2 separate regions of the Mus musculus genome follow, and region 1 is linked to region 2. A link is a loop called in an ENCODE intact Hi-C map of the cell type or tissue named here. Cell type or tissue: left cerebral cortex. All regions are shown on one strand. Each heading gives the region's core, and the rest is flanking DNA. Links, peaks and the distances in the headings are about the cores only. Region 1 has its middle 11 kb from the start of Gm34811. Region 2 has its middle 14 kb from the start of Gm9239.

Evidence for each region. Hi-C counts contacts between places; a loop is a spot of excess contacts. Peaks named below come from ENCODE experiments on the same cell type or tissue, not always from the same donor. Only the 100,000 strongest peaks of a DNase experiment are listed, where the experiment ranks them.
Region 1: it touches region 2 in a loop (2.2-fold over the local background); 12 of 42 quality-filtered maps call a loop at or near these places.

What each region holds. Positions count from the first base shown.
Region 1 is chr7:41,196,911-41,201,308 of GRCm38, reverse strand. No RefSeq gene overlaps it. Among named protein-coding and RNA genes, the nearest start is that of Gm34811, 11 kb to the left of the region's middle. In left cerebral cortex, for the core only: a CTCF peak has its summit at 1,678 (motif pointing left); no DNase peak of the experiment used is centred there.
Region 2 is chr7:41,101,560-41,105,957 of GRCm38, reverse strand. No RefSeq gene overlaps it. Among named protein-coding and RNA genes, the nearest start is that of Gm9239, 14 kb to the right of the region's middle. In left cerebral cortex, for the core only: no CTCF peak of the experiment used is centred there; a DNase peak (open chromatin) is centred at 2,117.

The DNA of each region.
Region 1 (4,398 bases), core at 124-4,123, 95 kb before region 2:
CTCACCACAAGTAACACATTTGAAACCTTGGGTCATCTTTAGGTGTCTAGTGGCAGCTTCTCCTATTACAGTAATATCAGGAGAGAAAGATCCAGTATCAGCTGTATGTCTAGCCCACTCATCTATTGATGCTGACCTTGCCCTCAGTGGTCTGATTACTTCCTTGCATTCAGCATTTGCATCCTCAGAGACTATAGACACGGTTATTGCCTTTCTTGCTGCTGAATCTGATACATTCCTTTCCACAGCTGAGGCTAGTCCTTATAAAAAGTCAGGGAAGGTTTCTTTTGGACCTTGCATGACTTGAGTAAATGAATCAAGTCTTTTCCCAGATTCTTTGACTTTGTCCCAGGCCTTTAAGGCTGACAACACACACAATGCCAGGGTTTCTTCATCATATACAGCCTGCACCTCTACCTCAGCAAAGCAACCTTCACCGAGTAGCTGGTCTGTGGAAATCTCTCTATTTTGTCATGCTATCTTCATCACTTCTTCTCTCCACCATGAGAACCATTGAAAATGTGTGGCAGGTTGTAGTATTGTCCTTGCCATATCTTTCCAGTCTTGGGGGATTAGTCTATTTTTAATAGTCCAAGAAGTCAGGATTTGTTTTACAGATGGAAAATGCATTCCAAAATTAATGACACTTTCCTTAAATGTCCTCAGATCTAACAGACCCACAAGTTGCCATTCAAATTCCTGATAACCCTGTGGCTGATCATCGTCTGGAGGTCATTGTTGTACATTAACTGGATAGACTAAAGCTTGCTTTCTAACAGCCTTTGGTTGGCTTTCTCTAATTTTATCTTCTGTTTCTACCTGAGTATTTTCCTTAATTGAAAATTTAAATTCCTCCCTCAAGGTCTATGCCCATGCTCCATAGCTCTCCTTTTGTCTACTCCTGTTCCTTGAGCTCCTGTATTCTCTGTTCAAGGTTCTGCCTCCATAGTTTTATTTTGTCTTTATATTGCAATTCTGATACTCTGCTGTCCATTTTATTTTGATTGATTAATTTTAAAAGGTTGATCTCCAAGTCTTGCCTCCAAACCTCATTATCTTCCCTTTGCTTCTCAGTCTGATCTTTGAGCTGTTGTATCTTTTGTTCTAGCATCTCTTCCAGCTCCTGTCTCCCATCTTCATCTTCATCTTTCTGTCTCTTATTCTGATCCATAATTTCCTATGTCTTCAACTCTAGTGTTTCCTCTAGGCCATGTTGCCAAGTCTTAAATTTCTTTTTCTGTTGTTCATGCTTCTCTATAATTTCCTGTATTTTCTGTTCTAGGCCCTGATTCCATAATGTTACTCCTCTTTATGTTGTCATTCTGATATTGCAGCATCTGCCTTAGTTTGATTTGCTAGGTTTAGTAAATTATCCTCTAGACTTTGCTTACTTTGACCTATAAAATCCTGAACCTTTAGTTCTAGTGTTACCTGTAATCTCTTTTCCAAGGCAAACAATTTCTTATCTAGGGCTCTGTCTTTTGAGAAGACATAGTAAATCAAGAGAATATATATTGAAATACCAGTAAATGACAAGTTAGCTATTTCCTTTAAATTGGTCCATGTTAAATCATTCAAAATATCATCCCATAAAAGTTATTTATTGTGTTTCTCATCTTTAAGTATCAAAAAAGTTATATTTCTCTCTTTATTATCAATATATTACCTGATCTTTAGCACTTTGTACCAGTGTCTCCCTCTGCTGTTCAATTTGGAACAGTGCAGTTCTGTCTAATTCTTTATTCACCGGGAGGGGCTGACTGTAGAAAGACTGAGGCTTCTGTGCTTCTGTTTGGGTTGCAGCTGGCAATGTGTGCTTGTGTGTGGATCTCAGGAAGCCTGCAGCTCAAACAAGCAGTAGGGAGATCCAGTCTGGCTGTCCGTTTCCTGTGTAGACTCAGGTAGGTGGGTGGGTAGTGTAATTGAACACAGAAAGTCTGTCCCGAGCATAGATGCCTCAATCAGTTCCCAAAATTACCTCCCAGGCAGTTAAGCTCAAGGGTCTCCTGTCCCTCCCTGTGATTCTTACAGGGCAGTGCCTAAGTCTAGCTCCAGCCTGTGGTGCTGCCCCTGGCCCTAGCTCTCGGCCTGGGGGTTAAGGGAAAGAGCCTCTCTGCAGTTCTCTGTAGGCCCCTGAGACAGACCCAGTCACCTTTCAATCCACACAGAGCTGCATCCTAGATCGATGCTCCAGCTGTGTATTCAGGGGTGGAGTGGGGGGCAGTGAACTTTTATCTCACATTAGTTGAGTTCTAATCAATACAGGATGGGCACCAATTTGTTGCAGTAAAGCTCTAAGTCCAATAAACCCATGCAATGAAAACACAACTCAATTAATATGAATATAAGCTGGGCACCTAGATTGGGCAGATTTACCACTGCACTATTCCCCAGCTATGAGATCCCTTATAACTTGATGTTTCCCAGACCACGTGCTTCTGCTCCATTTCCCTTCCATCTTCTCTTCTTTAGTTTTCCTCTCTTTGTCTCCCTCTCCTCCTTTCTCTCCCTCTCTCTCTCTAAAACTTTTTGCTTCACCTTTCCCTTCCACTACCCAATCACTGGCTTTAGCCATTATCTTACGAGTTAAAATGGGGAGAAGTTTCACATGAAGTCACTGAGTGTGAGATTTACTTCTCTTTTGAGGCAGCCTCTCTTGGGGATGCAGAATTAGCATCAAAATACAAACAGCACCAGGACAATCCACAACAGAGTAAAGTTATCTATCTATCTATCTATCTATCTATCTATCTATCTATCTATCTATCTATCTATCTATCTATCTATCTATCTCTATCTATCTACCTACCTACTTATCTACCTATCTACCTACCTATCTATCTATCTATCTATCTATCTATCTATCTATCTATCTACCTACCTACCTATTATAGGTTCACAGCAATTTGAGCTTGTTTGGATTGTGAGGGATTCTAGACCCTGGAGGGGTTTCCAGGGCCCTCTCTGTAGGCTGCATGGGCACTCACTCAGTTCACACTTGCACTCCCCTTTCTGAGAAATCCAGTCTCAGAGAAGCAGCTGCTGACTGTGGGTCTCAGATTTCCCTGTGCAGCTTCCATTCCAACTCAATTCTTCAACGAATTCGAAAGGGCAATCGGCAGATTCATCTGGAATAACAAAAAACCGAGGATAGCAAAAACTCTTCTCAAGGATAAAAGAACCTCTGGTGGAATCACCATGCCGGACCTAAAACTGTACTACAGAGCAATTGTGATCAAAACTGCATGGTACTGGTATAGTGACAGACAAGTAGACCAATGGAACAGAATTGAAGACCCAGAGATGAATCCACACACCTATGGTCACTTGATCTTCGACAAGGGAGCTAAAACCATCCATTGGAAAACAGACAGCATTTTCAACAAATGGTGCTGGCACAACTGGCGGTTATCATGTAGAAGAATGCGAATTGATCCATTTCTATCTCCTTGTACTAAGGTCAAATCTAAGTGGATTAAGGAACTCCACATAAAACCAGAGACACTGAAACTTATAGAGGAGAAAGTAGGGAAAAGCCTCGAAGATATGGGTACAGGGGAAAAATTCCTGAATAGAAGAGCAATGGCTTGTGCTGTAAGATCAAGAATCGATAAATGGGACCTCATAAAATTGCAAAGCTTCTGCAAAGCAAAAGACACCGTCAATAAGACAAAAAGGCCACTAACAGATTGGGAAAGCATCTTTACCTATCCCAAATCGGATAGGGGACTACTATCCAATATATATAAAGAACTCAAGAAGGGGGACTCCAGAAAATCAAATAACCCCATTAAAAAATGGGGCTCAGAGCTGAACAAACAATTCTCAACCGAGGAATACCGGATGGCAGAGAAGCACCTGAAAAAATGTTCAACATCCTTAATCATCAGGGAAATGCAAATCAAAACAACATTGAGATTCCACTTCACTCCAGTCAGAATGGCTAAGATCAAAAATTCAGGTGACAGCAGATGCTGGCGTGGATGTGGAGAAAGAGGAACACTCCTCCATTGTTGGTGGGATTGCAGGCTTGTACAACCACTCTGGAAATCAGTTTGGTGGTTCCTCTGAAAATTGGACATAGTACTACCGGAGGATCCCGCAATACCTCTCCTGGGCATATATCCAGAAGATGCCCCAACTGGTAAGAAGGACACATGCTCCACTATGTTCATAGCAGCCTTATTTATAATAGCCAGAAGCTGGAAAGAACCCAGATGCCCCTCAACAGAGGAATGGATACAGAAAATGTGGTACGTCTACACAATGGAGTACTACTCAGCTATTAAAAAGAATGAATTTATGAAATTCCTAGCCAAATGGATGGACCTGGAGGGCATCCTCATCGTGAGTGAGGTAACACATTCACAAAGGAACTCACACAATATGTACTCACTG
Region 2 (4,398 bases), core at 137-4,136:
TATTGTTAAATCCTCTGTATGTCCTCATAGGCGTATTCATCTCTCTCCTCAGCCTAGAGGTTATTGTCATGTCATCTTCCTAATTACTGAAGCAGAGAGTATTGATTTCTGTAGTTTGTGTCTACAAGGAAAGTTCTTCTCCTTTCTTCAACAACAAAGGTTATCTTTGCTCTGTATACTCATCTAGGTTAGCTCTTGGTATCTTTGTATGTTTAATATATTATTCTATATTATCCTGGTGTTTATGTTTAAGCTATGCGTTGGGCAGTGGTTGTGCATGCCTTTAATCCCAGTGCTTGGGAGGCAGAGGCAGGCAGATTAAAGACTTTGAGGCTAGCCTGGTTTACAGAGTGAGTTCCAGGACAGCCAGGGATACACAGAGAAACCCTGTCTTGTCTCTGCCAAATTAAGTGCATCCTCTCCCACTGAGGCCAGAAAAGGCAGTCCTGTTGGGGAATGGATACCTCAGACATGGATGTCATAGAACAAGCTGCTTGGAACAAAAGGAATGGGCCTCTCCATTCCCTTCTAAACACTTGTGTTTATGCCCATATTAGTCCAGATGGTAGTGGTGCTGTAACTGCTTCAGTCTGCCTATTGGGTGGACACGTCCTTCCAGTGGTGTTCTTTGCTGATGGAGAGAGTTGCAATTGTTCAGGCTGCTAAGACTCAGTGGCTGTTGTTGTGGTGAGAGGGCAGCCTATTACCCAGGAATGAACTATGCACAAATCAGTCCTTGCAAGACTCAGGGATGGTCAGGCAATCCAGAGTGCCAAAGATGGTGAGAATGGGAGCAAAGGCATACAGTACTATAGCCTAGCATTTGTACTCCATAATACAATGGACATATCTCTGACATATTTTAGCAGCAGATACCTTGGATTAATGGAGACTGTAAGAATTAATTGAACAGGTCTGTGCAGTAATGGCTAGGTCTATGGCAGTGGACATAACAGTCCAGAGTCAAAGGAGCCATGGAGAGTCCTGAAACTTTGACTTTGCATCCCAGCCTTTTCTCACTTCAGAACCTCATAGCACGTGATGTTTCTAGATGCTAGAGAATATAAGAAGTGGAGCTTTAACTGAAAGTAGGGGACTCCCATGTACCACTTTTATAAAGTGGTGAAGTACTCTTCCCTGACTGCACTTCCTGTGGAGTTTTTTTTTAAAGATTCATTTATTTTATTTATATGAGTATACTGTAGTTGTCTTCAGACACACCAGAAGAGGGAATCAGATCCCATTATAGATGATTGTAAGCCACCATATAGAGGCTGGGAATTGAACTCAGGACCCCTGGAAGAGCAGTCAGTGCTCTTAACAACTGAGCAATCTCTCCAGCCCTCATATGGAGTTTCTTTAAATAAGAAAACCATGACTATTACATATCCCGTGAGTGAATGAATTAGTGATTTGCACATCAGTGTAGACTGTAGCACTCTCAGCAATATCTGTGTTAGGGCTAGATGTTGATGTCCAACAAGAGAAGAAAGAGGGGATGAGAAATATGTGGTATCTATAACATGGGAACTATTTTCAGCTAAAAGGGTGAGTAAAGTCACATTGTTTGCAGGGGATTGTGTGTTACTGCAGACAATAATATTGTGGCCAAATTTATATAGGCCCAGGAAAAAAATCTTATGTTTTCTGCCATATGTTGATCCTCAATAATACATATAGAGCTGTTTATGAATTGTAGGCAACATTTTGTAGAAGAAAGATGACTCAGGGTTGTGTTGAGATTTGAGAAATGGACAGGTCTTGGTAACAGAGTTAGTGTGCTCAGTATTCATTATAGTTCAATGGGAATTAAAATCAATGAAAATAATTGTAATACAAGAATTAAATTTTGTTAATCGCTTTAGTACTGAAAATTCTTTTCCTAAACTTCATTTTATGTTACATTAGTCCGTGGTTCTTCATTTGGAAACATAAAAATTCAATTAATAATATCAAAATTAAGAGATATGCATCTAACTCTTTCATGTCACTCCTAGGATAGAAAGTGTCGGCAATGGTCCCATCTCCATGCTTCTTTGTGGAGTTAATGCAGCCCATGGGAAGTGCTAGGACCAGAGAGCTCCATCAGCTACTCCTTCATGGCATTTCCTCGTACTAGCTCGTCCTTGTGTGGTTCATTTGATACAGGGGTAGGGATGTTTCATGCTGGCCTTGTTAGCTTTGTCTAGATGGGTGACCCTGGGCAGCAAATAGCCCGTGTGAGGGTGGAAATTATTGACTCTTGCTAGATGTTGGTCTATACCATGAATATCTATCTGCAGGCTGGAGTTTTCATTCCTTTCAAAATGGGTTTTCATTCCTTTCAAAAGTAGAAATGCATCTTAACATTACTAAGGAAGCACAAAATATTCTGGAAAGCTTAAACACACCTCATATGAGGTTAGAGATTCACAGCCATATTACCTACTATAGTCTAGTATAGCCTACTTCTATCACTAATCAGACTTTTAGATAATTGAATCTGAATTGAGTTCCAGTTAAAAAGATATATGCAGTTAAGTCCCACTGGCTTTTAGAAAGATTAAGAATGTACCCTCACTAAAACATGGCCTATTCATCAGATGATGTGGGGAAACCTGGATATCTTTATGTAAAGAAAGAAACTTAATTCCACCTGGGGTAGCAGAGTATGCTTGTACTCCCAAAATTCAGGCAGGAGATGTTTGAACAAGCATAGCAAGCTTAGAAAGGAAAAATATAAAATATATTGTTTGAATATTAAAGGGGTACCAGGAAGTGAAATGGAGCAAAATCCTGTGTTCTAAGAGGTAAAGGATTAAGGGAGTGGGAACTTGGGGCAAGATCCTACCCAGCTAAATTTAGATCCAGGCATGGTGTTACACACCTTTAGTCCCAGGAGACAGGCATGCTGATCTCTACATTCAAGGCCAATCTACAGTGCAAGACCCAGGATAGCCACGCTTAGGCAGAGAAGTATTTGGAAAACAGAAAGCCAGTGACAATGTAATAGTAGAAGGGGGTCATGGTCTAATTCCTGCCAACAGCAGAACTCCTCGGCAGCTTCAGCCATGGGACTCTGGCTCTAGAGTTAAGAATGGAAAGAACTACTGGAACAATTGGTGCTGGTTAGCTGGAGCTAAGAAATTAGCAGTGATTATGAAGAGACCAGCATCACTGAGGTGAAATCTTCTGGGAAGTGTTTTCTGGGAGCACAAACAAACTGTGTTCCAGAGATAGCCAAGGTTGTACCTCCTGCTGCAGCTGGACTTGGTAATGTGTAAAAATCACCCAGGTGGTACTGGTTTTGAACGCATGAAGTTGTCATGAAGAACAGCTGAGCTTCGCACTGTGAGGGGCCATGGAAGTCCATTGGAGAAGGTATAGCCTCAGCTGTAGTTGATGTCCCAGGACTGAAGGGGTCATGCAAAGGATTTGCAGTTTGGCACCATGAAGAGCAGGTATGAGAGGCTATTGGTGAAGCCTAGTTTGAGTGGAATACATCAGTGTATTGGAGATGTCAGTACCATGGGATGATCACAAGAACAGCAGCCATAGTGGAATTCTACAGAGCATGGAGTTCTACAGAGTCCAGAGATGGAGAAGTGATGCCAGCCTTTGGAAGTGTCCAAAAGATCAAGTGGAATCCCAGACACTGAAACAAGAAGTTGTAACACTGAAATTGTCTTGGAGACTCAAAGACATTAAAGATGCCAGAGCCATGGCATACATGCTGAGGAAAGCTGCTAACAGGAAGTGGAACTAGCCCAGGAGAAAGCAGTTTGTTGCAGTCAACAAAGATGAAAATAAATGGAGACCACTTTGGCATCGGCCATGGGGATACAGAGTTTGGAATTTGCCCAGTTGGTTTCCTGCCTTGCTTTGGGGATTACAGTAATCTCAGAAGAGACCTTAAACTTTGGATTTTTAACATTGTTGAGACTGCTATAGACTATGAAGACTTTAAAAGTTTGACTAAATGCATTTTTCATTATGCTATGTTTAAGTATATCCCCCATAGACTCATGTGCTTGAACAAGTCTATGGGGGCCAGGGAGTGGAATGTGATGGTTTGTATATTCTTTGGCCAGGGAGTGGCAACATTTGGAGGTGTGACCAAGTTGGAGTAGGTGTGCCTCTGTGGGTGTGGGCTTAAGATCCTCACCCTAGTTGACTATGAGTGAATCTTCCACTAGCAGCCTTTGGATGAAGACATAGAACTCTCAGCTCCTCCTACACCATGCCTGCCTGGATGCTGCCATGCTCCCACATTAATGATAGAGGACTGAACCTCTGAACCTGTAAGCCGGTCCCAATTAAATGTTGTTTTCATAAGACTTGGATTGGTCAAGGTGTCAGTTCAAGGCAGTAAAACCCTGACTAATACAGAGGGTAGGATGAGGGCTGGGCCGCTGGGAG